2 separate regions of the Homo sapiens genome follow, and region 1 is linked to region 2. Evidence: chromatin loops called from intact Hi-C (ENCODE). Cell type or tissue: Calu3. All regions are shown on one strand. Links, peaks and the distances in the headings refer to the core of each region. The heading gives the core; the rest is flanking DNA. Region 1 overlaps F11-AS1 (F11 antisense RNA 1). Region 2 overlaps F11-AS1 (F11 antisense RNA 1).

Evidence for each region. Hi-C counts contacts between places; a loop is a spot of excess contacts. Peaks named below come from ENCODE experiments on the same cell type or tissue, not always from the same donor. Only the 100,000 strongest peaks of a DNase experiment are listed, where the experiment ranks them.
Region 1: a loop joins it to region 2, with 9 times the contacts of the local background. A loop is called at or near these places in 6 of 110 quality-filtered maps.

What each region holds. Positions count from the first base shown.
Region 1 is chr4:186,463,830-186,480,197 of GRCh38, reverse strand. All of the region lies in intron 1 of F11-AS1 (F11 antisense RNA 1), which reads left to right. Among named protein-coding and RNA genes, the nearest start is that of F11-AS1, 29 kb to the left of the region's middle. RefSeq lists a silencer at 8,389-8,683. In Calu3, for the core only: a CTCF peak has its summit at 7,053; no DNase peak of the experiment used is centred there.
Region 2 is chr4:186,290,700-186,307,067 of GRCh38, reverse strand. It overlaps F11-AS1 (F11 antisense RNA 1), which reads left to right. Exons shown (of 4, transcript NR_033900.1): 2 at 16,036-16,312. It also overlaps a transcript of F11 not described here. Among named protein-coding and RNA genes, the nearest start is that of F11, 33 kb to the right of the region's middle. In Calu3, for the core only: a CTCF peak has its summit at 9,882 (motif pointing left); a DNase peak (open chromatin) is centred at 9,867.

The DNA of each region.
Region 1 (16,368 bases), core at 3,584-11,583, 180 kb before region 2:
GTTTCTTAGCTAGGGAGGGCTGTGTACTCTAACTCTGGGGCGTGACAAAGACTTTCTCCTTAACTGGACTGTGGCCATGCTCCTCTGAGCCCTCTTCTTCATCAGGTGTCCTCCGTGGTCTTCCGTGTTCATCTTTGCTGAGTTCAGTTTTATCACAAATTCTGCTATGTCAGTTTAGAGTGGTGGAGTTCAGGACACACTGACTTGGTATATTGAATATTTTAGCTGAAGGAATTGGTGAAATGATTTTCTGACCTTCCCCTGAAGCGGATTATCCAACCCTTATGTAAGGGGTGATCTCTTTATACCCAGAGGGAAGGAGTGTCCTTGACTTTAAAGATGGAGGGGGTCAGGTGCAGTACCTCGCACTTGCAATCCCAACACTTTGGGAGGCCGAGGCGGGTAGACCACCTGAGGTCAGGAGTTCGAGACCAGCCTGACCAACATGGAAAAACCCCGTCTCTACTAAAAATACAAAATTAGCCGGGCGTGGTGGTGCATGCCTGTAATCCCAGCTACTTGGGAGGCTGAGGCAGGAGAATCGCTTGAACCCAGTAGTTGGAGGTTGCAGTGAGCCAAGATCATGCCATTGCACTCCAGCCTGGGCAACATGAGTGAAACTCCATCTCAAAAAAAAAGATGGAGGGATGCTGAGAGGAATCTGAGTGAATGAGACTTGCTAAATTTTCCCCAGTTGACTATATGGAGCTCCCGCTCTGTCCTCAGACATTTTTTCAGAACTCTCCACTCTTCATCCATTCTAGCATAAAAACACTAAGGTTTAACCGTTTCTTTGGATCTTTGTTTTCTTATGAAGGCTCCTGTGTCTTGTGAAACTTATATTAAATACATTTCTATGCTTTTCTCTTGTTAATCTGTCTTTTATTACGGGGTCCCCAGCCACAAACTCTGAAGGGTAGGAGAAAAGATATTTTTCCTCCCCTACAAAAGAATTCCCAACTCTTGATATCCCATCCTGCCGGCCTGCTCTCAGCAAGGACCCTGTTGAGTCAGTTTCTCAAGAACCTACTACCCTTGATGTTTCCTCTTAGTGACTGTCCACCCACTGATGCCCCCATCCTGCTGTTTAGTGATAAATTCCCACTTATCCTTGTATTCAAATTGAGCTCAGTTCTGTGCTGAAGTCTCTTTTCCCCTATTACAGCAGTTTAGTTTCTCCCTAAAATTCAGCTCCACCACTTTAACTGGTGTCCAGTTCTAATTCTCATTGACAGGCAGTAATGGTAAATGTGTGTTACTTGAGTGTCAAGCCACATTTGGTGGTGGTTGTCTGGAATGCTATGTTGAGAAGGACTCTGAGACTACACCCAAGCTCAGCAGGAAGGAGAGCTGTGATCAATGAATGGTGGAAGGAGAGCTGTGATCAATGAATGGTGGAAGGAGAACTGTAATCGATGAACGGTGGAAGGAGAGCTGTGATCACTGAATGGTGGAAGGAGAGCTGTGATCAATGAATGGGGGAAGGAGAGCTGTGATCAATGAATGGTGGAAGGAGAGCTGTGATCAATGAATGGGAGAAGGAGAGCTGTGATCACTGAATGGGGGAAGGAGAGCTGTGATCACTGAATGGTGGAAGGAGAGCTGTGATCACTGAATGGTGGAAGGAGAGCTGTGATCGATGAATGGTGGAATGAGAGCTGTGATCACTGAATGGTGGAAGGAGAGCTGTGATCACTGAATGGTGGAAGGAGAGCTGTGATCAATGAATGGTGGAAGGAGAGCTGTGATCAATGAATGGTGGAAGGAGAGCTGTGATCACTGAATGGTGGAAGGAGAGCTGTGATCGATGAATGGGGGAAGGAGAGCTGTGATCACTGAATGGTGGAAGGAGAGCTGTGATCACTGAATGGTGGAAGGAGAGCTGTGATCGATGAATGGGGGAAGGAGAGCTGTGATCACTGAATGGTGGAAGGAGAGCTGTGATCAATGAATGGGGGAAGGACAGCTGTGATCGATGAATGGTGGAAGGAGAGCTGTGATCGATGAATGGTGGAAGGAGAGCTGTGATCAATGAATGGGGGAAGGACAGCTGTGATCGATGAATGGTGGAAGGAGAGCTGTGATCAATGAATGGGGGAAGGAGAGCTGTGATCACTGCATGGTGGAAGGAGAGCTGTGATCAATGAATGGTGGAAGGAGAGCTGTGATCGATGAATGGGGGAAGGACAGCTGTGATCGATGAATGGGGGAAGGAGAGCTGTGATCAATGAATGGGAGAAGGAGAGCTGTGATCAATGAATGGAAGAAGGAGAGCTGTGATCAATGAATGGGGGAAGGAGAGCTGTGATCACTGAATGGTGGAAGGAGAGCTGTGATCACTGAATGGTGGAAGGAGAGCTGTGATCACTGAATGGTGGAAGGAGAGCTGTGATCACTGAATGGTGGAAGGAGAGCTGTGATCGATGAATGGGGGAAGGAGAGCTGTGATCACTGAATGGTGGAAGGAGAGCTGTGATCGATGAATGGGGGAAGGAGAGCTGTGATCAATGAATGGGGGAAGGAGAGCTGTGATCACTGAATGGTGGAAGGAGAGCTGTGATCACTGCATGGTGGAAGGAGAGCTGTGATCACTGAATGGTGGAAGGAGAGCTGTGATCACTGAATGGTGGAAGGAGAGCTGTGATCGATGAATGGGGGAAGGAGAGCTGTGATCACTGAATGGTGGAAGGAGAGCTGTGATCAATGAATGGGGGAAGGAGAGCTGTGATCAATGAATGGTGGAAGGAGAGCTGTGATCAATGAATGGTGGAAGGAGAGCTGTGATCAATGAATGGGGGAAGGAGAGCTGTGATCACTGAATGGTGGAAGGAGAGCTGTGATCACTGAATGGGGGAAGGAGAGCTGTGATCACTGAATGGTGGAAGGAGAGCTGTGATCACTGAGTGGTGGAAGGAGAGCTGTGATCAATGAATGGGGGAAGGAGAGCTGTGATCACTGAATGGTGGAAGGAGAGCTGTGATCAATGAATGGGGGAAGGAGAGCTGTGATCACTGAATGGTGGAAGGAGAGCTGTGATCACTGAATGGTGGAAGGAGAGCTGTGATCACTGAATGGTGGAAGGAGAGCTGTGATCAATGAGTGGGGGAAGGAGAGCTGTGATCACTGAATGGTGGAAGGAGAGCTGTGATCAATGAGTGGTGGAAGGAGAGCTGTGATCAATGAGTGGTGGAAGGAGAGCTGTGATCGATGAATGGGGGAAGGAGAGCTGTGATCACTGCATGGGGGAAGGAGAGCTGTGATCACTGCATGGTGGAAGGAGAGCTGTGATCAATGAATGGTGGAAGGAGAGCTTTGATCGATGAATGGGGGAAGGAGAGCTGTGATCGATGAATGGTGGAAGGAGAGCTGTGATCGATGAATGGGAGAAGGAGAGCTGTGATCAATGAATGGAAGAAGGAGAGCTGTGATCACTGAATGGGGGAAGGAGAGCTGTGATCACTGAATGGTGGAAGGAGAGCTGTGATCACTGAATGGTGGAAGGAGAGCTGTGATCACTGAATGGTGGAAGGAGAGCTGTGATCACTGAATGGTGGAAGGAGAGCTGTGATCACTGAATGGTGGAAGGAGAGCTGTGATCGATGAATGGTGGAAGGAGAGCTGTGATCGATGAGTGGTGGAAGGAGAGCTGTGATCAATGAGTGGTGGAAGGAGAGCTGTGATCGATGAATGGGGTCTGCGGGGGCTGCAGGGGATGGGTGTATTTGTCACTCCTTCCAAGGCTTGCTTCACTCCCAGTGTCAGTTTTGAGAAAGATCACAGCTGGAAGACTGGAAGACCTGAGCATGGAGGTGTTGGTTGCAGAAATGAAGACATGGCACAGGGCGCTGTGGCTCATGCCTGTAATCCCAGCACTTTGGGAGGCCGAGGCAGGCAGATCACGAGGTCAGGAGATTGAGACCTTCCTGGCTAATGAAGTAAAACCCCTTCTTTACTAAAAATACAAAAAATTAGCTGGGTGTGGTGGCATGCGCCTGTAGTCCCAGCTACTCCAGAGGCTGAGACAAGAGAATTGCTTAAACCCAGGAGGCAGAGGTTGCCGTGAGCCGAGATTGCACCACTGCACTCCAGCGAGACTCCATCTCAAAAAAAAAAAAAAAGAAAAAGCAAAAAACAAAAAAGAAATGGAGACATGACAGCAGTGGCCTAGATAAGTGCATTCTTTGATCTTTACAGCATGTAGGTGGTGCACACGGCTTCCTGGAGGCAAAAGGAGACCAGGCTAGTGCGACTGAGCCTATAGTATAAAAACCCTAGGCCGGGCGCGGTGGCTCAAGCCTGTAATCCCAGCACTTTGGGAGGCCAAGGTGGACGGATCACCTGAGGTTGGGAGTTCAAGACCAGCCTGACCAACATGTAGAAACCCTGTCTCTACCAAAAATACAAAATTAGCTGGGCGTGGTGGTGCATGCCTGTAATCCCAGCTACTCAGGAGGCTGAGACAGGAGAATCACTTGAACCTGGGGGTGGGGTGGGGAGGGCGCGGGCGGAGGTTGCAGTGAGCCAAGATCGCACCATTGCACTCCAGCCTGGGCAACAAGAGTGAAGCTCCGTCTCAAAAAAACAAAAACAAACAAACAAACAAAAACCCTAAGGTGTTTGCTTTGCTTATTTTCCTCTCTCTGTTTTGCTTATTTTCCTCTCTCTTTGTCCTCTCCTCTCCCTGTGCACACTTGCTGGCATGAAGTCATTCTGGTGGAGGGGAGTTGCTAATAATTGATTACCTTCATATCCTAACCCTCCAGGGTCTGCCTGCGAGATTGATGAACTTGTTTTCCTTCCTTCCTTCCTTCCTTCCTTCCTTCCTTTCTTTCTTTCTTTCTTTCTTTTTCTTTCTTTCTTTTTCCTTTCTTTCTTTCTTGCTTGCTTGCTTGCTTTCTTTCTCTCTCTCTTTCTTTTCCTTCCTTCCTTCCTTCTTTCTTTCTTCCTTTCTTTTCTCTCTCTTTTCCTTCCTTCCTTCCTTCCTTCCTTCCTTCCTTCCTTCCTTCCTTCCTTCCTTCCTTCTTTCTTTCTTTCTTTTTTTTGGAGTCTCACTCTGTGGCCAAGGCTGGAGTGCAGTGGCGCAATCCCAGCTCACTGCAACCTCTGCCTCCCGGGTTCAAGCGATTCTCCTGCCGCAGCCTCCCAAGTAGCTGAAATTACAGGCGCATGCCACCGCACCTGGCTAATTTTTGTATTTTTAGTAGAGATGGGGTTTCTCTATGTTAGCCAGGCTGGTCTCAATCTCCTGACTTCAAGTGATCTGCCTGCCTTGGCCTCCCGAAATGTTGGGATTACAGGCATAAGCCACCACGCCCGGCTTTGTTTATCTTTAAAGAACAAGATCCTTTGGTCAGATAGACATCCTTGAAGGCATCCAGAAGTTTCATCTGGCCAAGGGACCGAGGGAGGCAAGCAGCTTTGGTCATGGGATCGCCACTCCCGCATCCCCACCTTCCTCATAAAGCCTCAATTATGTCCAAAGGCAGGTCAGAATTGCGAGATTTTGTCTCCCGCCCTCTGGCCTTGGCCAAATCTTATAAACCTTTCGCTGCTCTCAGAGGTTCTACAACACTAGCACCCTGAAAAAAGTGCCCAGCCAAGCCTAGGTTAGGCCTCGACTAAAAACAAAAGCAAACTTGAAGTTTCACAACTTGGTCCAACTCTACTCACTCTTAGAACTAGGCGTGGCTATTATGTGGCTATTACGGGTGACTATGGTGCTACTGGGGTCCAGGCACCCAGAAGGGCTGCATATTTCTGTGCACACTACGTCTGCTTACCATGGCCTTTCTTACCAAGAAAACTACGTCTAAGTAAAAAATAGTAGAATGAGAGTTAGAATGAATAAGAAGTAAAATGAGAATGAGAATAGCTACCAAACCTAGTCAGAAGCCTGGATTAGAATACCCAAAATGGACCTGCCAGCCGACAAAGCACCTCCTGTGGCCACCAGGAGAAGAAGAAAGATAAGTTGGGAATGCAAATGAACACGAAACAGGTGTGTCCTCCCAGGCATAGAAGAGGTGGAACTTAAGACAGTGTTATAGACAGTCCTGCCCCTAAGGAGACAGAGTCAGCCCCGCCCCAGCAAAGTGTACGGCAGGCAGTGGAAGGAGAGCCAGGCATGAGCATAAACAACAGGCGAGCTGGAGTTTTTGTCTCTCAAACTGAGTAGTAAGGAGACTTTCAGGGTCAGCTTTTTGTTTTGTTCCCCTCCTCCCCCACACACACCTTTTTTTTTTTTTGAGACGGGGTCTCACTCTGTCGCCCAGGCTGGAGTGCAGTGGCACGATCTCCGCTCACTGCAAACTCCGCCTCCCAGGTTCAAGCAATTCTCCTGCCTCAGCCTCCCGAGTAGCTGGGACTACAGCTGCCCATGCCTGGCTAATTTTTGTATTTTTAGTAGAGAAGGGGTTTTGCCATGTTGGCCAGGCTGGTCTCAAACTCCTGACCTCAAGCGATCTGCCTGTCCCGGCCTCCCAGAGGGCTGGGATTACAGATGTGAGCCACCGTGCCCTGCTATTTCCCCTTTTTTTTTTTTCAAAATTTAACTGGAACTCATCCCCTTTATCCAATGGTCTCAGGCAGACATCTGTGAATACACCCTTCTCACCTCCAGTTGTAAACAGTCAATTAGTTCTCAACTGATAAATTGTGTTTTTGAAAGACCCAGAGAGGAATTTTGTCTTCATTTAGCTCTCAATTTTGCTTTTGTATACTTATTTGTGCAGTATATTAATTTGCTAAATTAATGTTCATTTGGGGGAATTATATGATCAGCTGTTTCACCATAGCCAAATAAAAATTTATCTTAAACTAGTGGTCACTAACGTTTCTTGAGGGAAACTGAGCTTGGCTTTCTGAAATATTCCACATGACCACCCAGTGGGCTAGGAAGGAAACCTGATATCCACTGAAAGGACCAGCCTCACCGGTGGTAAAACCAGCCTGTTCTGGAAGCCAGGGGGTGCGAATTGTTCATCTGGCCCCACCATTGGCCAACCATGTAACTGCATTAACTCACCCAACCTCTGTCACCTCGGATTCCTTAACGCATAAAAATACAGGAGTTAAACTCCTGCCTGATCCTGTCATTCCCTAAATCTGTTTTTGGGATTTGGACTCAGTTATAGGTGAATTTGTACTCCCTCTACTGGTGGATGAAAGCAAAACAGTAATAAATAAGGTGAATTTACTTCATGATACAATGTATTAATTTGGAGAACCATTGCAATTTTGGATTCTAGAAAGTGAGTTCAACTAATTGTTATCATCATAAGGAGAGTCTTTGGAATGATGATTAAGGCAGGATCCAGCACTTCTGGAACTAGTGGTTCCTTCATGAACCCTCTCATCTGCTGGTTCCTCAGCCTGAGAAGAAAGAGAAGCACTAATAATACCACTCCACTGATGTAATGCAGTAATATATTAGACACTACGGAAAGTACTCCATACTTGTTAGCCATTATTGCTGATATTTTGCTGGGGTAATATAAATTGAAGAGTTTCTGTAGAACTCAGCATCTGTTTTATCATACAGAGTATGTTTTATTTCATAAGAATTATAATGCTGTAATAGTGCATAATACATTTACTAATGCTATAACAGTGCATAAGAAATGAAATAAAATTCAATAATTTCAGGCACAACTCTGACCAAGCCTCACGACTTAGATTGAAAAGCTGTCATGTAGGTACACTGCTTGTTTGGAGTGGCTTATATTGGCTTCTAGCATGTTTACACTGACAGTGTCTTTGATAGTCCCTATGTAATATATAATTAAAGCCTGGGCAACATGGCAAAACCACATCTCTACCAAAAAAACAAAAAAAACAAACACACAAAAACTAGCCAGGTGTGGTGGCGAGCACCTGTAGTTCTAGCTACTTGAGGGCCGAGGTGGGAGGATCACTTGAGCCCAGGAGGTTGAGGCTGCAGAGAGCCATGATTGCACCACTGCACTCTAGACAGAGCAAGACCCTGTCTCAAAATAAATAAATAAATAAATAAATAAAATGAATAAAAACCAAAACACCCCAAAACAAAAAACCAAACTATAAAATATATAATTAAGATGAACTAAAATATCTCTATTATTTTCTTTATAGCAATAATTTAGGTTTTTAATAAGTAGCATCCTAGGTTAGAAAAGAACATAATTTACATATTTTATATTCAATTTTTAGATTAAAAAAATCCTTCAGATGCATAGATTCTAAAAACTTGCATTTTTATATGAAAACTTCAATTATTTAATTCACTATAACTGTAATATTTTTCAGTTTACTTTTAATTACAGTAGAGATTTTTTAACTTCTTCATTGTGGAATTTTAGACAGCAGGAGAGAAAATAATCTTATGAATCCCCATACATCTGAAGAACACCAGAATATTTCACCCCGAAATATGCTTCTTTGGCAAGTGGAAAGTAAAGTTACAGGAAAGGGCTGTCTGAGCTGCCCTTTCTTACCTAAGGCAGGCCATAAAAATTGCTGTGAAAAAATGCGGAGAAGCTTCTGCCTCCCCTATCTGCCTGAAGACAGAGATGTAAGTAGTGGTTCACTTATCAGTGCAGGGGCTGGCGCCAGCAGGGCCAGAGGAATCTGGGAGCAGGCTTTATTACCTTTCCATAGTTGTCCCACTTTTGGGAGCCTGGAGCTGCTTGGTCCTTTGTCCTGTCACTTCTGAATATATTGTTCTTTGCTAGATGTGCTATGTAAGCCAGGGCCCTAAGCCACCTTACTTTTGAACTCAGCTTTCTCCCCATGGGATAGACACACACGTAAATAAAAATGCTTTTTTTTCTCTCTCTTGTTAATCTGTCTTCTGCTAACAGGAATCTGTCCCACTAATGAACTTACAAGGATTGAGAAAAGAAATTATTTTTTCTCCTATGAAAGGAAGACAAAATCTTGGGAGCCCAAATTCGCTATGCCAAAATGGAAAAGTTAAGCTTGAAAACTGAGTCATGAAAAAACCAAAAAACCCTGCCTTTCCTTTTGCTCCTAAACTAATAGCTACAGATAGAAGGCCACATGTTTCCACAGGGGCCTCCCTCACTCTGACCATGTAAATTAACAGTTTATCTTCAAGAGTACGGGACGAGAGGAGCCTAGAAATTGTCCCGCTGCGCACCCTGAGACGAATGCATATTCAGTTGCTTCCTCTACTGAAGTTCACCTTATCTTATGTAGAGTACAGATGTACTGAGCAGGAGATGAATGCAGAATTGACGGTTCATCTACCCGCTCCTTTTCATGTGGATTCTAAAGAACGTGACCAGCCCTCCCTCTCCTTTTCCTTCTTTTCCCCTCCTGCCTCCTTTTCCCCTTTTCATATTGTAGCCCTCAAAATCCTCTTCAGAAAAAGGGGGTGCCACAGATCCTACAGTGGCTTGTGTCTCTGTTTGCCAGGTGCTTCCTCAACCTTGGCAAAATAAACCTCTAAATGGATTAAAATCACCTCCGTCAGGCCAGGCGCGGTGGCTCACGCCTGTAATCCCAGCACTTTGAGAGGCTGAGGTGGGCAGATCATGAGGTCAAGAGATTCATCTTGGCCAACATGGTGAAACCCTGTCTCTACTAAAAATACAAAAATTAGCTGGACGTGGTGGCACACGCCTGTAGTCCCAACTACTCAGGAGGCCAAGGCAGGAGAATCACTTGAACCCAGAGGCAGAGGTTGCAGTAAGCCAAGATCAGGCCACTATACTCCAGCCTGGGCAACAGAGAGAGACTCCGTCTCAAAAAAAAAAAAAAGAAAAAAAAAATCACCTCCATCATTTTCTTCAGTTCACCCACCCTGCACAGCCATCACCCACCTTCAACAATCACTGCCGTTTGTCTGCTGTTATTTCATCTGTTTCTTTTCCACCCACCCTCCCACCTCCCAAATTATTTAAAGGAAATTCCAGACATCATATCATTTCATCCAGAAACACTCCAACATATATTTCTAAAACATAAGGATTCTTTCTTTAACATAAACACAATATTATTAATAGCCCTAAAATCGACAATAATGTTAATATAATCCAGTATCTGGTGAGTGTGCAGATTTTCTCAATTCTCAGAAATGTTTGTTTTATATTTGGTTTGTTTGCATTGGGATCTAAACAAGGACCACATATCACATTGGCTTCATATGTATCACCTTTCTTTAATCTGTGATTTCCCTCCGTCTTCTTTTTTCCTTGCTATTTGTTGAAGAAACCTAATAATTTACATCTAGAAATTTCCAATTCTAGATTTTGTTGATTATGTCCCCATGGCATCATTTTCCTTCATCACCTACATGTGTATTTTTTACCAGACGAGCTCTCACTGTGTTGCCCAGGCTGGAGTGCAGTGACTGTACACAGGCGTGATTGTAGCCATCTTCCCACCTCAGCTTCCAGAGTAGCTGAGACTACAGACATGGGCTACTGCACCCAGCTCTCATTGGTATTTTTTGAAACCAGTTATTAGATCCAAGTCCTTGATTAGATTCAGATAATTTTTGTCTTTTGGGTACATATACTTCACAGGTAGTGTGTCTCTTTCTAGGGTATCAAGGTTATCCAGGTCCTGGCTGTCTCTGCCATCCATCTGCGTGTAGTACATGGCCGGTTGTTGCCTACTCTTAGCCTCGTCTATGGTGTAGGAAAAGAGTCCATTTCCACTTCCCACAATTGAACATTTCAGATAGCAAGATGGTCAGTCAACAAGGCTGCCTCTCTAGAATTTCCTTCTTATTTATTTGAATTCTGTCCTTTGTAAATTATAACTCAGTCAGTACAGTCAAATATTATGTAATAGCTTTTTTATCCCTACAGTGTCAACAAAAACAGCCAAACTCTGTATTTGAAGAGTTTTATTTTGAGCCAAATATGAGTGACCATGGCCGGAGGCGTGGCCTCAAGAGATCCTGAGAACGTGTGTCCAAGGTGGTTGGGCTGCAGCTTGGTTTTATATGTTTTGGGGAGACATATACAATACACATGAGGTTTAGTCCGAAAAGGCAGAACAACTCCAAGAGGGAGCTTCCAGGTTGTAGATGGAGTCAAGGATTTTCTGATTGGCAATTGGTTAAAAGAGTTATTATCTAAATAGAATAATAGAGGCAATAGAAAGGAGTGTCTGGGTTAACATAAGGGGCTGTGGACACTGAGGTTCTTATGAAATCTTATAGGTGGCTGCCCTTAGATACAATAGATGGTGAATGTCTCCTCTTCAAACCTTTAAAAGGTGCTGGACTCTTGATTGCTTGAGCCCAGGATGCACAGGTTGCAGTGAGCTGAGATCCCTCCACTGGACTCCAGCCTGTGGAGTGACAGAGTGAGATCCTGTCTCAAAAAACACAAACATAAAAATAAAAATAAAAAATAGAAATAGAAATAGATTCTCAATTAATCTCTTCAGGATTGGGAGGGCCTGGAAGGGGAAGATTTAGTTGTGTTAACAGAGATTCTTCACGGACAAAAATTTCCCCCACAAAAGACTCTGCAGGGCCATTTTAAAATATGGCGAAAAGCCCTACATATTTTTTGGGGTAAAATATTTTGATTTCTTTCTTTATCTTTCATGTGATGTTATGCCAGTGTTGGGTTGGAAAGTGAGCCACATTATATAGGGTGAAATAAAGCCCACCTGATGAGATGTTTTGGTTTGTAGTCGTGGTTTGTAGTCGTGACTCCGCAGGCCCCTTAGATAGGAATATGGGCAAGAGAGAAAAAAGGTCAGAGTTTACTTCTCAGTGAGAAACATCTCATAAATACATTAATGTTTACTTTTGTCCAGAAAAATACCTATATTTTCTCAAATATCCTGTCATTTTCTACACCAGATCGTTATTTTTCCCAGCGAGTGTTCACAATCTTATATTATTATCTTGGCTCAAGGTACATATCAAAATTATTTATTTAATATATCCGTCTTCAGATCTCCTGCCTTGCGAGGCCAATAGTGTTTGCTGTTAAAGTTGGCTTTGAAAAGATGAAGTGATAGGAACAGTAAATATTTCCATTATCTCAATTTTATATTGATATACTTTAAACATTTATTTATATAAGACATCATATAAGAGGAGACTTGGAAATACTTGGCCTTGAGAAAAAGAGCACATACCATAGTTAACTGAATGTCTGAAGACTATTGGGGAAGAAGGAGAGTGGGGAAGGAGAGGAAGACATGTCAGACCATGAGAATAAGAACACCTGGTTGAGCTCAATGGTGGTTTTTAGTTCTTAATAGGTTAATGAGAACCTTTTCAGTCATGTGACATGTTTTACATGGAAAACAAAATTGCAAGGATAACATGGATGTGTATTTTGTAAGACAATTACAAAATCATTTTCAAGTTCATCGCCTTAATCTTACTTCTTTGAAAGATGTTTCAGCATTGTGATGCGTTGCCCTTCACTGATGTTTATATTTACTGACTTACATGTACACAGACACAAAACAGTTTTCTTAGAAAGCAGTCTTGGAGACTGAGATTTGGGTACAGAAAGTTTATGGGAGAGTGCGCTAGAAATCAATGCCTTTGATGGGGTTCAGGGCAACCCCAAAATATGGCACCTTGGCATAGTGAATATGTTAAGCTGAAGGAATTCGAGAAATGGCAAGAAGGTCTCTCCAACCTGCCTCTGTCCTTCTTTCCTGAAGCAGGCGATAAGACCCTCATGTGAGAGGTGCCTTCCTAGACCTGGAGGACAACATTCTTATCTCCAAAGACAGAGGGGTATTGAGAGTAATTAGAACAAATGAGCCCTGCCAAGTGTCCCCCCGTTTACCCCTCTTAGCCCATACTCTTAGCCCGTGCTCTTAGCCCATATTCTGTCCTGTCACATTTCCCCAGGACTTTCCACTCTTCATCAAACAGCAGAAACACACCCCAGTTTAACCCTTTCTTTGTGTCTTCATTTTCTCATGGACATCTCCATGCCATGTAAAACTTATATTAATTAAATTTCTATGCTTTTTCTCTTATTAATCTGTCTTTTGTGAAGGGGTTCCCAGCTGAGAACTTACAAGGGTAGATGGAAGATATTTTTCCTCTCTTGCACCTGAGAGAGGCTGGAGGAAGCAGAACTGAACCCGTTGACCCTCCCAGCAGCTGTGGGAATGAGTGCTTGGGGTGAATCTGGGATTCCCTTTTCCAGTTTCACTGTTACTTTTTAGGAAACGAGCTGAGCTTCACTAGTTCTGTTTCTTTTATTTATATATTTGTAATTTCTTTTTTTGTTTGTTTGTTTTTGAGATGGAGGCTTACTCTGTCACTCAGGCTGGAGTGCAGTGGCACCATCTTGGTTCACTGCAACTTCCACCTCCCAGGTTCAAGTGATCCTCCTGCCTCAGCCTCCTGAGTAGCTGGAATTACAGGCACGTGCCACCGTGCCTGGCTAATTTTTGTATTTTTAATAGAGATGGGGTTTTGCCATGTTGCCCAGGCTAGTCTCGAACTCCTGACCTCAAGTGATCTGCCAGCCTTGGCCTCCCAAAGTTCTGGGATTACAGGTGGCCTTATTTATATATTTGTAACTAAAATTATTCTTTAAAAAGCACACGTCATGTTTAATTGTGACCTTGAGATAGATCACAATCTTAATTTGATAAGAAATAGTAAATTATATTTGCCATATTGTACTTTGGCCAAAAAAAAGGTGTTGATATGTCTGAGAAAGTTGATTTAAGAATGAGAATACAAATCAAAATAGATTTCTGTTTATGTTTCACTAACCAAAAACTATAGCCAGTATGTCTTCTAGATCTAGTTTATGATTCAGAATCCCCTCTTCTCATGTGAACCAGAAGAAAAGAGTGAGAGCAGAAAAAGCAGCAAGGTGTAATTTGGTTACCAGGCCCTCTTCTCACTGTTCTGGGAGGAGCAGTTTGCTTCAGGTAGACTGAGTGACTTATACATAGGGCCACCTGCATGACTGGAGCCCGAGGCAGTGGCGATGCTCTCTTTCCTTATGAAGAGATGGCCTCCAGTAGCAACAGATCATCTGTTGTCTCCAAACTTGGTTTCTCCTAGGTTTGTTTTTCTTTTCTTTAACAGAAGAGACCACTGTTCTTTTTTTATTCTTTTTTTTGGCGGGTGGGGGGAGGGGGGTGCGGTTAGGGGAGTGAGGTGGTTGAACTCTGAATCTGTATGAGCTTTTCAGATATTAGTATGATACATTGATAGTCACAATGTGAAGATGAATTTCTTTTAAAAAAACTGTCTGGCTAGGCACAGTGGCTCATACCTATAATCCCAGCACTTTCGGAGGCTGAGGCAAGAGGATCGCCTGAGCCCAGGAGTTCAAGACCAGCCTGGGCAACAAAACAAGGCCCTGTCTCTACCAAAACACCTACATATATATATTCCTCTCTCTCTAGGGGAAGTCTTTAATAAGTCTTTATCAAGTACATTCTGAGGGGCCACATTTTCTACATTTGCATTAGGAGACTGAAAGTAGGTTTATAACTTTTAAAGATCAAATTACTTCTATGCATTTTATGTGCCCCAATTTCAAGTGTAAAGGGCACATACAAAACTATGAAGAGGGACAGATGGCAACTGGACTTTACATAATGCTTGAAATAGACACACCGATGATCCTAAACACATTTTTAGATATCTAAAGACAAAAATCATCATTGAAATAGAATTTAAGTGAAACAAGATGATTTTAAATATATGTGTACTAAATATATATAATATATATTTAATTTAAAATTTTCTTGTTTCACTTAAATTCTATTTCAATGATGATTTTTGTCTTTAGATATCTAAAAATGTGTTTAGGATCATCAGTGTGTCTATTTCAAGCATTATGTAAAGTCCAGTTGCCATCTGTCCCTCTTCATAGTTTTGTATGTGCCCTTTACACTTGAAATTGGGGCACATAAAATGCATAGAAGTAATTTGATCTTTAAAAGTTATAAACCTGCTTTCAATCTCCTAATGCAAATGTAGAAAATGTGGCCCCTCAGAATGCACTTGATAAAGACTTATTAAAGACTTCCCCTAGAGAGAGAGCCTAACGAAAAGGAGTCCCAAAGCACTGACATGGAATTAGATTTTAAATGCTGTGTTTACATTTTCCAGTCTTTTGCTTTTTATCAGCACTGACTCTACCATTAAAGAATGTCATCTGAGCTAATTAACATGGTCCCATGGTTCATTTCCCAGTGAAATAACTAACTTTCAAAAGATTTTATAGACCCTCATGCAGCTTTTCTCCTATCTTCCATGCATAAAAATTTTGGCATATCGAGAATCTTCAATAAATATTTCTGGAGGAATGACTTTCCAATGATGTTCTGCCAGACTTAATGCAATAAAGAATAAATTCTATCATACTCTCTCTGATGTCATGCAGAAAAATTGAAATTCTGGGACATGTTGAGGTGAATTACTTCCATTCAAACTCATAAATAAAACCTAAGTTAGATTTAGTAGATACTGGCAATACTTATGGAGTGTTAATTAAGATAATTGATTTTTACCAAATGAATGAATTGGATATCAGTAAGCCACACACTGGATTGTGTAGCATCTCCGTGGTACCAAGACAAAGCTGCCTGTTAACATTTAGAATTCTATAACTTGTCTTTCATTCCATCATTAGAGAAAAGGTTCCCCATGAAACATTCATAATAGCGAATGACTGACTGGTCTCAAGTAAGGAACCAAGAGCAGATCCTAATGGTCAAGAGCTGTTGCCCAAAGGGATATGGGGCTCTGAAAGGGAGGGTGGAGAAAGGTACCAGAATATGCCACCCCAAAATACACTTCTTAGGCATAGGGATTCTTTTGACTAAGTAATTGAGAGCCAGCAGATGAAGGAAAAGCTCTTTACCTTCCCTGTCTGCGTGAAAAATCAACCTCCCCTTTTATAAAGGAAATTTACACTTACGAAGGTAACTTCCATTGGGAGAGGGGCCTCTGTACCTGGAAGACAGCTACTCCTGGAGAAAACCCCCCTCCTTTTTCTTAAAGACAGGGTCTTGCTCTGTTGCCCAGTCTGGAGTGTAGTGGTGCAATCTCAGCTCACTGCAGCTTTGGCCTCCTGGGATCAAGTGATCCTCCCACCTCAGCCTCTGGAGTAGCTGAGACTACAGGAGCACGTCACCACGCCTGGCTAATTTTTTAATTTTAATTTTTGTAGAGACAGAATCTGTTTATGTTGCCCAGGCTGGTCTCAAATTCCTAGGCTCAAGTAATCTTCCTGCTTCAGCCTCCTAAAGTGCTGGAATTACAAATAATTTTTATTTATTTATATTTTTATTTTTAGTGAGAAGATCTTCCTCTGTTACTAAAGAGTGGAGAGGAGTGGCACCCTCCTAGCTCACTGTAACCTCCAATTCCTGGTCTCTGGTGGTCTTCCTGCCTTAGCC
Region 2 (16,368 bases), core at 6,306-14,305:
AGCCGCTAGACACGGGAGGCCATTTAAATTTAAATTTCATTAAAGCAAATTCAGTTCCTTGGTTGCAGTAGTCGCTTTACAAGTGTTCAACTGCCACATGAGGCTAGTGACGCTGGACAGCACAATTAAATAATATTTCCATAACTGCAGAAAGTTCTACTGGACAATGCCGCTCTAGCAGTAATTAAAGCAATATTGTCTGAGATAAGATAAAATGTTGAGAGTTGGTGCTAATGTCTAGTCTATGGAGTGCCAAATGAATTTCTAGAAGCCTCTAAATCAAAGGCCATATACATTTGCCCAAGAGGTGGTTTCATCTTACGGAATCGCCTAGCTGATAGTTAGCTTCCTACAGGCTGGCTGAGGGTATGTCTAATTTTATACCCCCACTATTCTCTGGAACATGTAAACACCTGCCTCAATACATAAAACAAATAGAATACACAGGAATTCAATGTATGTTGTTTTCCCCCTGGCTCTCAGAGCTATGGACTCTGCAAAATAGCCAAGATCTTATTGTTTTGGTTGCATTAATATCTGATGCTGCAGATTTTTGAATACATTCTTGTATGCAATAATCAGCAACCTTTATTCAGCATTTATAGGGAGCCAAACACTGTGTTAAGTGCAGGGAGTAGGTAGAACAATGAGCTCAGGGTTAGTGGGGACACACACAAGCCTCTGGCCATAATGCAATGTGGCAAGTTCTACACAGAGGCACAGACCAGGCAACAATGCAGCAAGAGGGGCGTCATCCTGAGAAAGCTTGCAACAGCTTCATGGAGGAGGTGACTGATAACTCAGTTAAAAGACACAAGCAGGTGGATATGGTTATTAAGGGGCAGGCAGAAGCAATGACAAATGCTGTGCCCCAGAGATTGAAGCAGTTTGACACTTTTGAGAGACAGAAGGAGATTTAACTTGGCTGGGCGGGGCATAAGAAGCAAGTGAAGTGGGGAGTGAGTGAATGAATGAATCAAAGAATGGTGCACGTCTATTCCAGTAACATCCCACATCCTGGCCAGAGGCCCTTGAGAAGCCCAGCGACCCTTCCGTGGGCAGAGTTGGGAACGACATGATTCTGCTTGCACTACAATTATTTGTGATATTTCTTTCTGTCCTCATTGAACTTTCTTAATAGAGATTACTACTTATCAGGAACAGGAATGCTTTTTCCTTACTGTTTTCCTCTTGGAACCTAGCTCTGTACCCAACCCATGATAGGTATCAAATATGTGTAAAAATAAATTGAAAATGAAAATGCAGGCTAGCAAATAGGGTAATTCAATAAATATTGAAATGCTTTGTTTTCACTTCTGCATTTGACCAAGAACATGGCTGAGACCCACAGGGACTCTGCCTCCAGGAGAGAGACCTGTGTGACTGCAGACCCTGCAGGACCACCGGCAACCCTGGAGCACCAAAGCATTGCATGGGGCCAGGCTGGGGCGGGGCACGCAGTGTTAAATGGGAGAGCTGGAGAAAATTCCACGAGGAAAAACAAATGGAAAAGTATGACCCCTGCAACAACAAAAGCCCCTCCTCTGCGTCGCTGACAAACCTCACGCGAGTTGGACAAGCATTTTTTTAATAGAAAAGAAGCTGGCTTTATTCTAACATGAGCAATATTGAGAGTCTTCTCTAATGTTCTGTTTCTGATGGACCAAAACTGATGTGCTGGGGAGCGGATCCCTGCCGCCCGTGCTCTAGCAGGTGAGATCTGGGTAGGATGTGGAGGTGGTGGCAGTTTTCCAGCCTGGCCACGTGGGAGGCTGGAAGCAAGGGGAGCGTGGAGCAGCTGAAATCGCCTTAGCAGGCTCTTGACGGTAGAGAGTGAATGCCCCCCCATTCTCTATGTTCTGAATAAGAATTTGAATTATTTAGCTCAATATCATCTTCTATTTTGCAGCAAAATCTAGTCAAAGCTAGTTTTCAATTGGATTTCTTTCTTCTTTGTTGGAATGAAAATTCACAGTGTCATTTCATTCTGCTCAGGTCACTGGCTCTGCCAAAAACCAGAGTCTCACTCCGGAAATCAGCCTTTCCTTTCTTCTCCTTCGAGTGTGAATCATGACCTCATCCTTCACAACCTCGGCAGACATTTCTTGTATGTTAGTGATGGAGAACAGCTGAATGGGGCTCAAATGAGACCCAAAATGAGAAAGGAAAGCAGACTAGCGGGTATGACCTAATCTCTAAAACCAAAATAGAGAAATAATTTAGGATACAATTAATTACTGATAGGCAGACTGTCAGAAAAAGGACCTTGATACACACACACCCACACACACATATATATATTATATATATAATATTAATATATATTATATATACACACAAGTGTGTGTATACATGTGTATGTGTCTATGTGTACATGTGTCTATGTGTGTGCTAGACACTCTTCTAGGCATAATCAGTTGCATTATTTGTTTTCAAAATGGCCTTGAGGCATGTATGATTATAATGGCAGTCAGTACAGCGCAGTGCTGGGATCAGCACACTTTTCTGGGAAAGCACCAGGTAGTAAATATTTTAGGCTTTGTGAACCACAGGATCGCCCCTTCGATTACTCAACTCTGTTGTTATAGAGCAAAAGCACCATATGTGATGTGTCAATGAATGGTTATGGCTGTGTTCCAATAAAACTTTATTTACAAAGACAGCAGGCCAGATTTAGTTCGGAAGCCATTATTAGCTGATTCCTCAGGTGGTGGGGAAAGGTGTAGATTCAGGAGCAGATGCTATGGATTTGATTTTCTAGCCTACTTCTTACTCGCTTCTCCTCTAATTTTTAACCTCTATGTGCCTCAGTCTTCTCCTCTGTAAAATAAGAATAAGAATAGCCAAAATTATATGGAAAAAGAGAATTAAGTTGGAGAACTCACATTGCCTAATTTCAAAAGTGTAAGTGCCTATACACTGTTAGTATCACAAAGGGACTTTGTAGTCTATTTCCAGCTAGAGATGGGTGGACTGAGATTCAGCAACGTGAATACAAATCTGGTGAAACCTCTTCTACTGTGGCTCTGGAATCTGAATTATGCCACAGGACAGACCTCCATAAAGGTGTTCAAGTGCACTGATAGGGAAATTCCAAACCATCTGCAAAGCCCTGGACAACACTGTGGCAGGCCTCCCCTGTCATACCCACCGGAACTGGGTCCTGGGTAGCGCTGTGACAGGGCTCCCCTGTCATATACCCACCGGAACTGGTCGTTGCATAGTCAAAAAAGTTCATTAAAAGGGAAACGAGATTACAGTAGCCATAAAGGAAAGAGTAAATAGAAAAATCAATAAAAACATGTGAATTCTTTGAAAAGATTAATAAAATCGACAAACCTTTAGTGACACTTACCAGGAAAAAGAGAGAGAGAACAATCAAATTAATAAAATCCAGAATGGAAGAGAGGACATCAGCATTGACCTTATGGAAATAAAAAAGATTATAATGGAATACTATGAACAATTATAAAACATTATAGTGGAATACTATGAATTGTGCATGCCACAAATTACTCAGATGAAATGGACACATTCCCAGAAAAACCCAAACTACTGACACTGACTGAAGAAGAAATGGATATGCTTGAATTGTGAATTTTAAGACTTCAACAGAGAAAATCCCAGGCCCAGAGGGGTTCACTGTGAATTCTACAAAACATTCAAAGAATGAATACTGATTCTTCAGAAACTCTTCCAAAACATACAACAGAAGAGCACACTTCCCCACTCATGCTGTAAAGCTAGTGTCACCCTAACACTAAAACCAAAGACATAGCAAGAAAAAAAATCACACAGTGATAACCCTTATAGCCTAAAAAAATCCTTGACAAATTATTAGCAACCTTAATTGCATCACATATTAAAAGATCAGACACTGTGACCAAGTGGAATGTATTACGGTGATGGAAGGTCGGTTTAACATCCAAGAGCTTATCAGTGTAATGCATCCTATTCACAGAATACAGCACAAATCATGGCCATCATCTCAATAGATGGAAGAAAGTAATCTACAAAATCTAAAACCTTTTCATGATAAAAATGCTTAACAAACTATACATACGAGGAAACTTCCTCAACTTGATTAAAATTTTAGCAAACTGGACATAGGAGGAAACTTTCACGTCTTGGTTAGAAGCATCTACGAAAAATCCACAACTAACATCATATTTACTGGAGTGAAACTAATGCTTTCTCCCTAATATCAAGAACGAGACAATAATGCCTACTCTAGCCACTTCTATTCAACATCACACTAGATGTTATAGCCAGGGCTATTATAAAAGAAAAAGAAAAAGGGAACAGTTAAAACGATCTCCATTTTCAGATGACATGATCATATATATAAACAAATCCTAAGGAATCCACAGAAAAACCACTACAGCTAACAAACCACTTCAGCATGAGGCAGCATACAAGGTCAATATACAAAAATAATTTTATTTATATACACTATCAATAAATAATACGAAAATGAAAGTTAAGGACAAAATGCATTTTAATAGCATAAAAATAAAATGTCTAGGCATGCATTTAACAAAAGAAGTACAAAATTTATATGCTAAAGATATGAAACAAATTAAAAATCTAAATAAATGGAAAGATATTCTACATTCATGGATCAGGAGACTTAATATTTTTAAGATGGCTACTCTCCACAAATGGATCTTTATCAAAATCTCAGCTGTCTTTTATTGCAGAAGTAGCCTAGCTGATCCAAAAATTCATGTAGAAATGCAAGGGACTCAAAATAGCCAAAATAATATTTAAAAAAAGAATAATTCATTTGGAGGACTCATGTTGCCCAGTTTCAAACTTTAGTGCAAATCTCCAGCAGTCAACATTGTGTGGAGCTGGCATGATGACAGGCATATAGAGCAATGAAATAACATTGACAGTCCAGATACAAACCCTCATATTTATGGTCAATTGAGTTTTGACAAGGGTTCCAGTGCTGGGACAACTGGAATTCACATGGAAAAGATGGATTTGGACTCCCATGTATCACATCACTCACAAAAATTAACTCAAAGTGGGTCATGCAGCTAGATGTAACTGCTAAATCTATAAAACTCCTAGATGAAATCACAGGACTAAATCTTTGTGCCCTTGGATTAGGCAGTGGTTCCTTAGACACAACTTCAAGATTATAATCAACAAAAGAAAAAATAAGATATACTGGACATCATCAAAAATAAATACTTCTGTATTTCACAAAATACCATCAAGAAAGTGAAAAGATAACCCATAGTATGGCATAAAATATTTGCAAATCATGTATCTAACAAGGACTAGTATCCAGAATATGTAAAGAACTCACAACTTTGTAATAAAAAGAAAATACCCCAATTAAAAATGGAGAAAATAAGTAAATAAATATTTCTCCAAAGAAGATGTACTAATGGCTGATAAACACATAAAGATGTTCTCAACATCATTAATCCTTGGGGAAATGCAAATCAAAACCACAATAAGATACCACTTCACACCCACTAAGGTGGGCTTAGAATCAAAAAGACGGAATCATCGATGTTAGCCAGGATGTGGTGACATTGGAGGCTTCAGACATTGCTGGTGGGAATGTAAAATGGTGTAGCTGCTTTCAAAAACATCATTCTTCAAAATATGAAACATAGTGTTCCCATATGACCCAGAAATTCTGCTCCTGGGTACTACACACTCAACAGAAAGATAAACGTGTCTACACAAAAACTCATACATGAATATTTATAGCAGCATTATTCATGATGGCCAAAAAGTGAGAAAACCCACATTTCCATCGATGAATGGGTAAATAAAATGTGTATAATTATACAAGGGCAATTCCTTTTTATTATATGGCAATAAAAAGGAATGAAGTACAGGCTTTAGAACATGGTTCCTCCTTGAAAACAAGGTGAAAGTGAAAGAAACAGGTCACAAAACACCCCATGTTGTATGATTGCATTTATGTAAAATGTTCAGAAGAGGCAAATCTACACATAGGTATGAGGTTTCTTTGGGGGAGTGATGAAGATGATAGAAAATTAGATTAATGATCACACTACTCTGAGAATATACTAAAAATCACCGAATCGTCATTTTAAATGGAAGTTTGGGTATATATGAATTATGTATCAATAAATCTGCTTGTTAAACAGTGCACACTATCAAGATGACTTACCACTGATGATGTTACCTCATCAACTAGCCTGTTTCTCCTCTGTAAATTACCTTTTCACTCCTATCCATGCTCTACTCCCTAAGCAAGGGATAGAGGGTTAAGCTCCACATCCTTGAGAGAGGAGAAATGGTGTAACTTACCCGGAATCCTGTACAGCGGATTTCTCTCTTCTCTCTCATTATTTTGTTCATTCAATCATTTTGTATCAGTATGAACTCATGGATATTTATTTTTTACTTTAAGATGTAATCCAATGCTAGATTATTCATTCTGTCACTCAAGTTATTCCAGTTTTGGTTATTGGGAATTCTTTCAGGTTGGGGCTTATGTAATTATAAGTAAGTTACTTCTTTACAATAATTGTTAAATTGACCTGAACAGATCTGAAAACAAACACAGCCAATTTCAAATGTTTTGATTCAGCTGAATAGAAGAGACCTTTCCTGTGTGCACCAAAAAGTGGCCTTTGAGCATTTTCTGAGTGGCGAGATCAGTGCACGGCAAGAGTAAGGCCATCTTGAAGTGACTGTCGGACCCCTGCTCACCAATTAGTTCCTCAGAAACAATGCCTGTGACATAGACAACCCCTTCAAACAAACAATGCCTGGGGCATAGACGACCCCTATAAACAAACAGTGCCTGGGGCATAGATGACCCCTATAAAGATGCTTATTCAACCTCCCCACTGGTCAGCAGTTTTGCAAGAGGGTCTGGTGCATCAGTCTTATAAAAGCTTGCTATAGAAAGAACGTTTTCTGGGCCAGGTGCGGTGGCTCATGCCTGTAGTCCTAGCACTTTGGGAGGCCGAGGTAGGTGGATCACGAGGTCAAAAGATTGAGACCATCCTGGTCAACATGGTGAAACCCCGTCTCTACTAAAAATACAAGAATTACCTGGGTGTGGTGGTGGGCGCCTATAGCCTCAGCTACTCGGGAGGCTGGTGCAAATCACTTGAACCCGGGAGGCGGAGGTTGCAGTGAGCTGAGATCGCGTCACTGCAGTCTAGCCTGGTGACAGAGCGAGACTCCATATCAAAAAAGAAAGAAAAGAAAGATAGGAAGAAAGAAAGAAAGAAAGATGAAAGAAAGAAAGAAAGAAAGAAAGAAAGAAAGAAAGAAAGAAAGAAAGAAAGAAAGAAAGAAAGAAAGAAAGAAAGAAAGAAAGAAAAGAAAGAAAGAAAAAGCAAGCAAGCTTTCTGGAGGGCAGCTGTGGGATAAGTCCCTATTCAACGCTCCTTTCTGAGAGTCTGGATTTGTCAGCCTCTTTCCTCGGCCTCTCTGCACCCCCAGGCTTTGGGGGTGGGCTTGCATGGGTCTGCCCACTGGAACACAGGGTGTTTCCTGGTATGTGTGGGGAGTGCTGGCAGTGAATCTGAACATCAGTTAAGAGTCTCAACTCAATTTAGTTACTCATAAAACTAAGTCTAACGTGCAGATAAGAGATATCAATGCCCGCAGATGCAATTGTCTGCTTTTTCCACTCATTTTGTTAATGCCCAGGCAGAGACTTCCATGCCTTCAGACACTCCTGCCTGCACCCTATACTCCCCTCTCTACAGGCCATGAAAATAGGCAGTTACAGGCCTGGAAATCAATCGTAATGATTACTGTTGGATAAATTGGATAATGAGTAGGACAATGAATTTCACTGGTTTGTTTCTGAGAGTTTTGAGTATTTTTGATATTTGCATTTTTGAATCCTGCCTGTGTAGCAACCGGTATGCTTAGGGTGACTTTAAAAGGGAGCTCTTGAACTGAAATTCATTCCAAAATAATACTTTTTTGTAAATGTTTGTTCTGTATTTTCTAATAGAGACCATACCCTCTTCCTTCAATAAACAGTTTAATGGCTTATTTGTGAATAAAAATATGAGTTGCTAAGGGCTCATTTTCCCCAAAAGTATGTGGCACCCACAGAAATACCTGCCCAGGAGGCACCTCTTAGCAGAGGGGAGTCATCTGAGCTCACTTTCTGAAGGGGTCTGTTTTGTTGTTTTTTATATAGATATGTTCCATGGGAGGTGGTTTTCGTTTGATGGTGTAATGGCCACACTGAGGAGCCACTGGAAGCCCATTCCTGCGATGCCCAGCGGGGCTGGGGTGGCCCAGATCTCCACGCCCAGGTGGAGACGCTGTAACTTTTCAGGGGCTCTGCACACCTGGGCCTCCCACATGATCCACTTACCTCCAGTTAGTGGGGCTGACTCCTAACTTTGCTATAGGGTGCTCAGGCTGAGACTGGATTCCAGTATCTTTTGGAAACTCGGGGGCTCCAAGGTGAAGACAGGGCAAAAGTGGGACTGAGAAGGGAGTGCGTGTAAGCTTCAGGCCGGGCCCAGCCCTCCGGAGGCTGCGGTTCGAGGTTCCGCTCGCGGGGGCCCGGCGCTCTCTGGTGGGCGCAGGTGGACGCCGGGGCGACTTGGCGCCGCTGGGCTCCGTTCCCCAGGCTTTCTGCTCACCCGTTTCCCCGCTCTCTTTCCAAGTCCCTAACCAGCTGACCCGTTTATGAGACACTGTCACCGAGTCAGGGCTGATTCAAATGCTGACCGAAGTTTGTCCCTAGGAGGCTTCCTGTGTCACAGTCACAAAATGGTACAAGCTTCAGCTGCACAGAACCTGGGGGTGCCCCGCGGGCCCCGCGAGGAGCGGGCTTAGGTTTGGCTGGCAGCGAACACCGGCCCGGGAGGCCTCCGCGGGGAGCTGGGGTCTTGGAGTGAGCGTGACCATCGCCGCTTCCCGATGTGTGTGTGCCTTCCGTGTGTGTGTGTGTGTTTCCTGTGTCTTTCATGTGTGTGTTCTGTGTGTATTTCATGTGTGTGTTTTGTGTGCGTGTTCCATGTGTATGTGTGTGTGCATCTGTGTTTTATGTATTTTGTGCGTTGCGTGCGTGTTTCATGTATCTCTGTGTGTTTTATGTGTGTAGTTCATGTGTGTGTTTGCGTGTTTCATATGTATGTGCGTTTCATGTGTGTATTTTGTGTGCTGTGTGCTTGTTTCATGTGTGTTTTGTGTGTATTTTATGTGTTGTGTGCATGTTTTTTGTGTGTGTTTTGTGTGTTTCATGTGTGTGAATGTGTTTTATGTGTGTTTCGTGTGTGAATGTGTGTTTTATATGTGCATGTGTCGTGTGTGTGTTGTGATGTGATGTGGGGGGGTGGGTAGACTATTTTTATTATCACTAAGCCTTCAGCATTCAAATGTTTATGTTTGTTTGTTTTAAAAATACAACACAGCCTTAACAATACATTGCGGGATCAAGGTTGGGGATACTGTTCCCCAGTTCATCAGGGAAGAGGTGAAGGAGCTGAGTGAGCAGGGGTAGGGGTGTGGGGAGGGCAGCAACAGCGCAGAGGAAGCCGCCGAGGGCCGAAGCAGCCCTAAGCCGGACCCCAGCAGAACACAGCGCGCGTGGGCACCGTGGACCTGGCCCCGGGGCTCGGGCTGGGCGGTCAGCGCAGGAGCAAGGGCCCAGCGCCGTCCTGGAGCATCTGGTGGACAGGCGAACCTGCTGTCCGGGGACCAGATATTTACAAGTGTTATATTTGAAAAGGAAAGCATATTTGAATGGAAGCCGTTTATTTGATTTAAAGTTCCCAGATATTATATATACATAGGATTTGTTTAAACTTACCATAAATTAAGTGCGCTCTGCCCATCTGCTGTGAGTTTAAAATGGAACAAAGAGAGGTATAAAAGTGCCATCTAGTGGGGAAATGGAGAATTGGGTTCAAAATATTTACCAGCAGGTTTGTCTTGTCTTTCTTTTCCACTTGTAAAACACGTGGATTATGTTATAAAGGGAATAATAATAATATCCTACTTGCACAGTGCTGGTGAGAAGGAAAGCCCACTGCATGATGCAGAGCACATAGCAAGATCCCAAAAGACGTGAATATGGCGATAGTCTTATCTGTATTCTCTTTCCTGTTCTTGTTCATCAAGATGATATTATTATTATTAACTATAGTAATCACTGCTTGTTGGACCCACTGGATTTTATGTCTATGTTATTCATTTAACAAGCTGTTCACTTAACTCCAGAATGTTGATTTTAACTCTTTTCGGATAGAATTAAATGATAATGACATGAGTGACGTTCTTATATGATCATGCCCTCTGTGGGGCTGTTAACTAGGCTGCTCAAGAAACTCCTAATTATGTCCACAGCCACTACTCCTAGACGCTGTGCTGGCAGCTGCTGGGGTTCAGAGGAAGCAGGAAGTAGAAGCACAGGTCCTCACTCCAAGGATGGCAGCCTGCCATTGCTGTCAGCAGTGAGCACAGACCGACAGCAATACAATGAAAAGTGCCTTTAAGTGATAACTGTGGCATCTCAGAAACATGTTTCTTTCTTATATGTTAGTGGCAGCAAAGAGAAACACAGGCCTGACAGAGGAACTGCTATTCCATGAACTCTACCATCCAACTTCCCTTCTCATTTAAATTGGCCCCTGAAGGACTGAGGCACAGGAGACCTACATTTCCTGGGCTCAGCGTCCACCCTCACAGGCCGTGTGAGCGGGGAGAGGTCACAGCCCCGCCTGGAGCTTCATTTCTATGGAATGATTGCTGAAGTCTCTTTCACCTCTAACAGCTTATGGGTCCCCAATAATTAATGTGCCAAATAACATCTTCCATTGGTCTCGTTACTTCCTCACCATTAGCAATTTGGTCAATGCAAAAAAACCGAAGGAGCAGATTTCACTGGATACCAGAGAAACTTTGAACTTATGTTATTCTGATCTTCAAGGGTAGCAGAGAGATCTCTCTTCACATGAGGTGTTTTTTTAATTTTTATTTTGTTGGTTGTTGTTGTTTTGAGATGGGGTCTCAATATGTTGCCTAGGCTGGTCTCAAACTCCTGGCCCCAGCCATCCTCCTGCTTCAGCCTGTTGAGTAGCTGGGACTACAGTCATGCACCTGGCAACATGAGTTTTAATACCCCGAGAAGGAGGAGGGAGAGGCCTGGAACCTCAGATACAAATGCATAATACTCAGAATTCAGCTAAATTAGAATGAGCAAACTGAGAATCTAAGCCTTTAATTTAGCCATATGCTGAAACAACACCGGAAGCCGACCATCCTGGCTAACACGGTGAAACCCCGTTTCTACTAAAAATACAAAAAAATAATTAGCTGGGCATGGTGGAGTGCACCTGTAATCCTAGCTACCTGAGAAGCTGAGGCAGGAGAATCGCTTGAACCCGGGAGGTGGAAGTTGCAGTGAGCCTAGATTGTGCCACCGCACTCCAGCCTGGGTGACAGAGTGAGACTCTGTCTCAAAAAAAAAATTATCTGTATACTATTTTTACAGACACCAGCACAGCCATAAACATGATGATAAATCCATCTACTGATTGTCAGTTAAAATGTTAAAGGCTGCCCATCACATCACAAATTACTCATTTATAAAACGGAATCTGAATAAAGAAAAACTAACTTTCAAATCTGAAAAATAGACCTCTCTTGATTTTTCTTGCCAAATCACAAACACGATGAAATATATATATATATATATAGCTGAAAAATTATTTTTAATGCCTTTATTTTTTCTATTTATTTATTTTATTTTTATTTTAGATTCTGGGCGTGCGCATGCAGGTTCATTGCATTGTGTAACACTGAGGTTTGACCTTCTGCTGATCCCACTGCCCAGGCAGAGAACATAACACGCAATAGGTAGCTTTTCAGCCTTTGGCCCCTCCCTTCCTCTTCCCTTTTAGAATCCCCAGTGCTGGGCTGGAAGCTGCTGGAGATGAGACGACGTTCCCGTCTTGATGTCCATGAGTACCCAACGTTCAGCTCCCACTTAGAAGTGAGAACATGCGGCATTTCGTTTTCTGTTTCTGCGAAACAGCTTATTTATTTATTTATTTATTTATTTATTTATTTATTTATTTTTGAGACAGAATCTCACTCTGTTGCCAGGCTGGAGTGCAGTGGTGCGATCTCGGCTCACTGCTACCTCTGCCTCCTGGGTTCAAGCGATTCTCCTGTCTCAGCCTCCCAAGTAGCTGCGACTACAGGCACACACCACCACGCCCCGCTAATTTTTTGTATTTTAGTAGAGACGGGGTTTCACCATATTGGCCAGGATGGTCTTGATCTCTTGACCTCATGATCCACCCGTCTCGGCCTCCCAAAGTGCTGAGATTACAGGCGTGAGCCACCATGCCCAGCCCACAGTTTTATTTTTAATGAAGCGATTACCGGAGAAATACATTCAGATTCACCCAAATCAAATATTAATTTGCTCAAGTATATAAATATTTCTGAGAAAGTCACTTTTTGTCTTGATTCTTTCTTTACTGCTTTCTCGTTCTAATAGTGAAGATAATTATTTCCGTTGGTGGCAGCAGAAACTTATCGAAAAACCCTCTAAACCGCAAAACCCATACTTCTGTGTTGTGTTTGATAGTGTTTTCCGTGGGATGACAAAGGTTTTCTAGTCTGTATTGTTTGTAAAGGTGCCTTCCCAACCAAGCTCATGGGAGTCATTCTGACTGCCGTTTTGACAGTGTCTGAGCATGGAAGGAACCCACGCAGTCACCACAGCCTGTGAAAATCTCTACCTGTGCACAGCATTTGAAAGTTACCGGTGGTTACAAAGCGTGCTCATGTTTCCTGGGGAGTGCTGGGTGCAGCAGAAAAGCTGCATCCGTACATATAAGATACATTTTGACACCTCTCTGGGTAGATGAGGTAAGACAAACACATACACGAACAAGTCTCTCCATCAGTAGGTCCACCATACACTGTTACATTTGTAAGACAGTTGCCGGATACCCCAAGGCAAAAGAGAGGGAACTAGTTTGTTGAGCACTATGTGTGCCCGTTACTGTGGGAGGCATTTTGAATATAGTCTTTTCTCTGAAAGTTAGAATTAAATGGAAAATGACAGTAAGCTATGTACTGTGTGCCGCATATAGTACATACCGTATACAGCAGTTTGGGTTCTTAACCAATATTACTAGTTTACTTACAAGAAAGGGATAAGAAATGTGGGAGAGGCCCACGTGGAGAAGGAGGCAGCCGAGGAACGAGGAAGAGGCAAGGCAGGGTCCTTCCTAAGGCCTCGAAGGGAGCCGAGTTCTGCCAACACCGAGATTCCAGCATTACAGCCTCCAGAGCCACGGGGAGAAATCTGGGCTATTCAGCCACCCTGGTGGGTTGTGGTAATTTGTTACAGAATCCAGAGGAAAGTAACACAGCATCTGAAGATGAGGAAACCCAGGGACCAGACAGGCAGTGAAGCTGGAGTGCGTAAGCATTACAGGTATCAGAAATGGTCGTTTTCATTTTCTTTCTTTTTTTTTTTTTTTTTGAGACGGAGTCTTGCTCTGTCGCCCAGGCTCTGACTCCCGGGTTCACACCATTCTCCTGCCTCAGCCTCCCGAGTAGCTGGGACTACAGGCACCCGCCACCACGCCTGGCTAATTTTTTGTATTTTTAGTAGAGATGGGGTTTCACCATGTTAGCCAGGGTGGTCTCGATCTCCTGACCTTGTGATCCGCCCGCCTCAGCCTCCCAAAGTGCTGGGATTACAGGCGTGAGCCACCGTGCCCGGCCTGTTTTCATTTTCATTCTCTCTCTCTCTTTCTCTCAAACACACACACACACACACACACACGGACACACACAGACACACACACACACACGGACATTCCTCATTGAAGAATTGCTCTAAACAGTTATTTTTAGTTTGTGGGATTGCCTTGGAAAAGGAAGAAATGTTCTCCTGAAAGAAGCTTGGCCTGCTGTGGTTAATGAACACGCGTGCATACAACAGGCGGGAAGCAGGCGGGAGAGTTGGGGTGGGGCTCACAGGGCGCACTGGGAAGCCGTGATGCTGTGGCCACCACCTCTGCCTGGACAAAGGGAAGCCCTCCCAGGTGACAGGTGGCCTCACAGACATCTTGTGGAAAGGACATTCAAAGAGAGGATTGCCCTGACCACATGGGGCCGGCAGAGCGTCCGTGCAGTCGGGAAATTCCCTACACCTGAGCTCTGGGATGCTGCGGGCTGGGATGTTGAAAATCCTCTCACACGAGCAAAGGGAAAGATGCATTCTATTTTTTCCTTTTTTTTTTTTTTTTTTTTTTTTTGAGATGGAGTCTCACTCTGTTGCCCAGGCTGGAGTGCAGTGGCCCAGGCTGGAGTGCAGTGGCACGATCTCGGCTCACTGCAACCTCGGCCTCCCGGGTTCAAGCGATTCCCGTGCTCAGCCTCTTGAGCAGCTGGGACTACAGGTGCCACCACCACGCCTGGTTAATTTTGTGTGTTTTAGTAGAGACGGCGTTTCACTATGTTGGCCAGGATGGTCTCGATCTCCTGACCTCGTGATCCGCCCGCCTCGGCTTCCCAAAGTGCTGGGATTACAGGCGTGAACCACCGCACCCGGCCTGGGAAAGACCCATTCTGAGTGAGACCTGTGAAGGGAGCGGAAAATCACAGAACAAAGCGAGGATGAAGGGAGAAGTGGACCCGAACAGGCGAGATGGAGACATGCCCCTTAGCAAATGGGGAACGTTTCCTCTGATGCTTTCATGAGGCAGGACCACAGGTAAGGCCATAAATGAGTCATGTATAATGTAAATGTATTATTTCTGAAGGCTTTCTTAAATATATAATTCTCAGTCCAAAGTTTAGTTTCCCTCTTTAGAGTGTAGGGCAGTGGCCAGCCACTGGTGCCCCGGGTGCCACAGGTGAGAACCGCTGCGTCCTTCACAAGCGTGGCTTCGTTGCCGGCTGTCCAAGAGCACCGCTCATGTCAGAAAGTGAGGCAGCTCTGGAGCGGGTCACAGACAGACTTTCTCTGAGGCTTTAGGATCAAAACTATTCAAGAACATTTCCAACTTTTAAAATTGGAAAACACAAAACTGTGTCCCATAGAACACTATGGTAAAATGCATGCCTAATAAAAGTCAATTACATTTCATTGACTCAGGGTTGTGATCAATAACCCGAGTCCTGGCACACAGGACGTTCCACTGCAGGTGGTAGGAAATGCATGGCTTAAAATGAAAGGGGCCATTGCTGTGGAAGAGGGAAGCCCAGAGTTGGTGCAGACCTCAGCCCCTCTACCTGGGCATCAGTGACCTCCGGCAGCTTCTCATGATAAGTGCCACCACTTCCAGGGCCAACACTTCCTCATTCACATGGAAGGGAAAGAGAAAGCATTTATTCCGACACAACATCCAAATTCTCAACCTTTGCTCAGGTTGCTGACTCTGAGCCAGTCACTCTGGTGGGGTGAAGGCGTGTGCCCACTGCCTTGGCCTGCACTGCCAGGAACTGATTCCCAGGGCAACGAGGATGCGATTCCATCAGGGAATGTGTAGGAATCAGGATCCACCCCTGGAACTGGAGATGAGGCCACTTGTACCCCAAATTTATGTCCATAACACACAGGGAGAAGGCTGGACAGCCAGTATGTCTGCCACACTGAGCCACTACCAAGCTTGAACAACATAAGCTCTGGAACGTTTGCTTCGTCCTTTGGCAAGAACTCTTACCATGTTTACATGACTGCAAGGAGCATACTCTATGTTTGTCTACGTCATAACCACCAAATTAGCATTTAAGTAAACAATGAAGCGGTGAACAATTTGGTGATCTTATACACCACATTAACATCACGTCATTTATATTAATTTGTCATAGTAAGAGAACTGCAAAATAATCTACAGTGAGCTACCTTTTTCCACCTGTCAGATTGTCAAAAATTCCTAATTGTGGTGTTATGGTAGCTGGAACGTGGCCCTCTCTTACATTGCTGGTGGGAGAAAAAATGGCTACAGATTTTTGAAGAGAAATTTGGCAATATTCAAAATTACAAATGCATCTGCTGTTTTCGTTTTGTTTTGTCTTCAGCAATTCTACATCTGGACTTTATCCTACAAATGTTCCTGCGTGTGTATGAAAGAGGGAAAGATTGAAAACAACCCAAGTGTCCGTCCACGGGGACTCTGGTTAAATGAAGTGTGGAATCCCTGCAGTGAACACCAGCCTTCCATAATGGACAGAGGCAGCCCTTCTCTACGCATCAGAAATAACCCAAGATAGAGGAAGCTCTCTCGGTACCCATCAGAAATATCCCCAGACAGAGAGAGCCCTCTGCGTGTCAATCAGAAGTGTGCCCAGACAGAACGTAAGTGAGAAAGGTGCTACGCAGTGTGTAGAATGTGCACTCTTCTGGTACAGAAG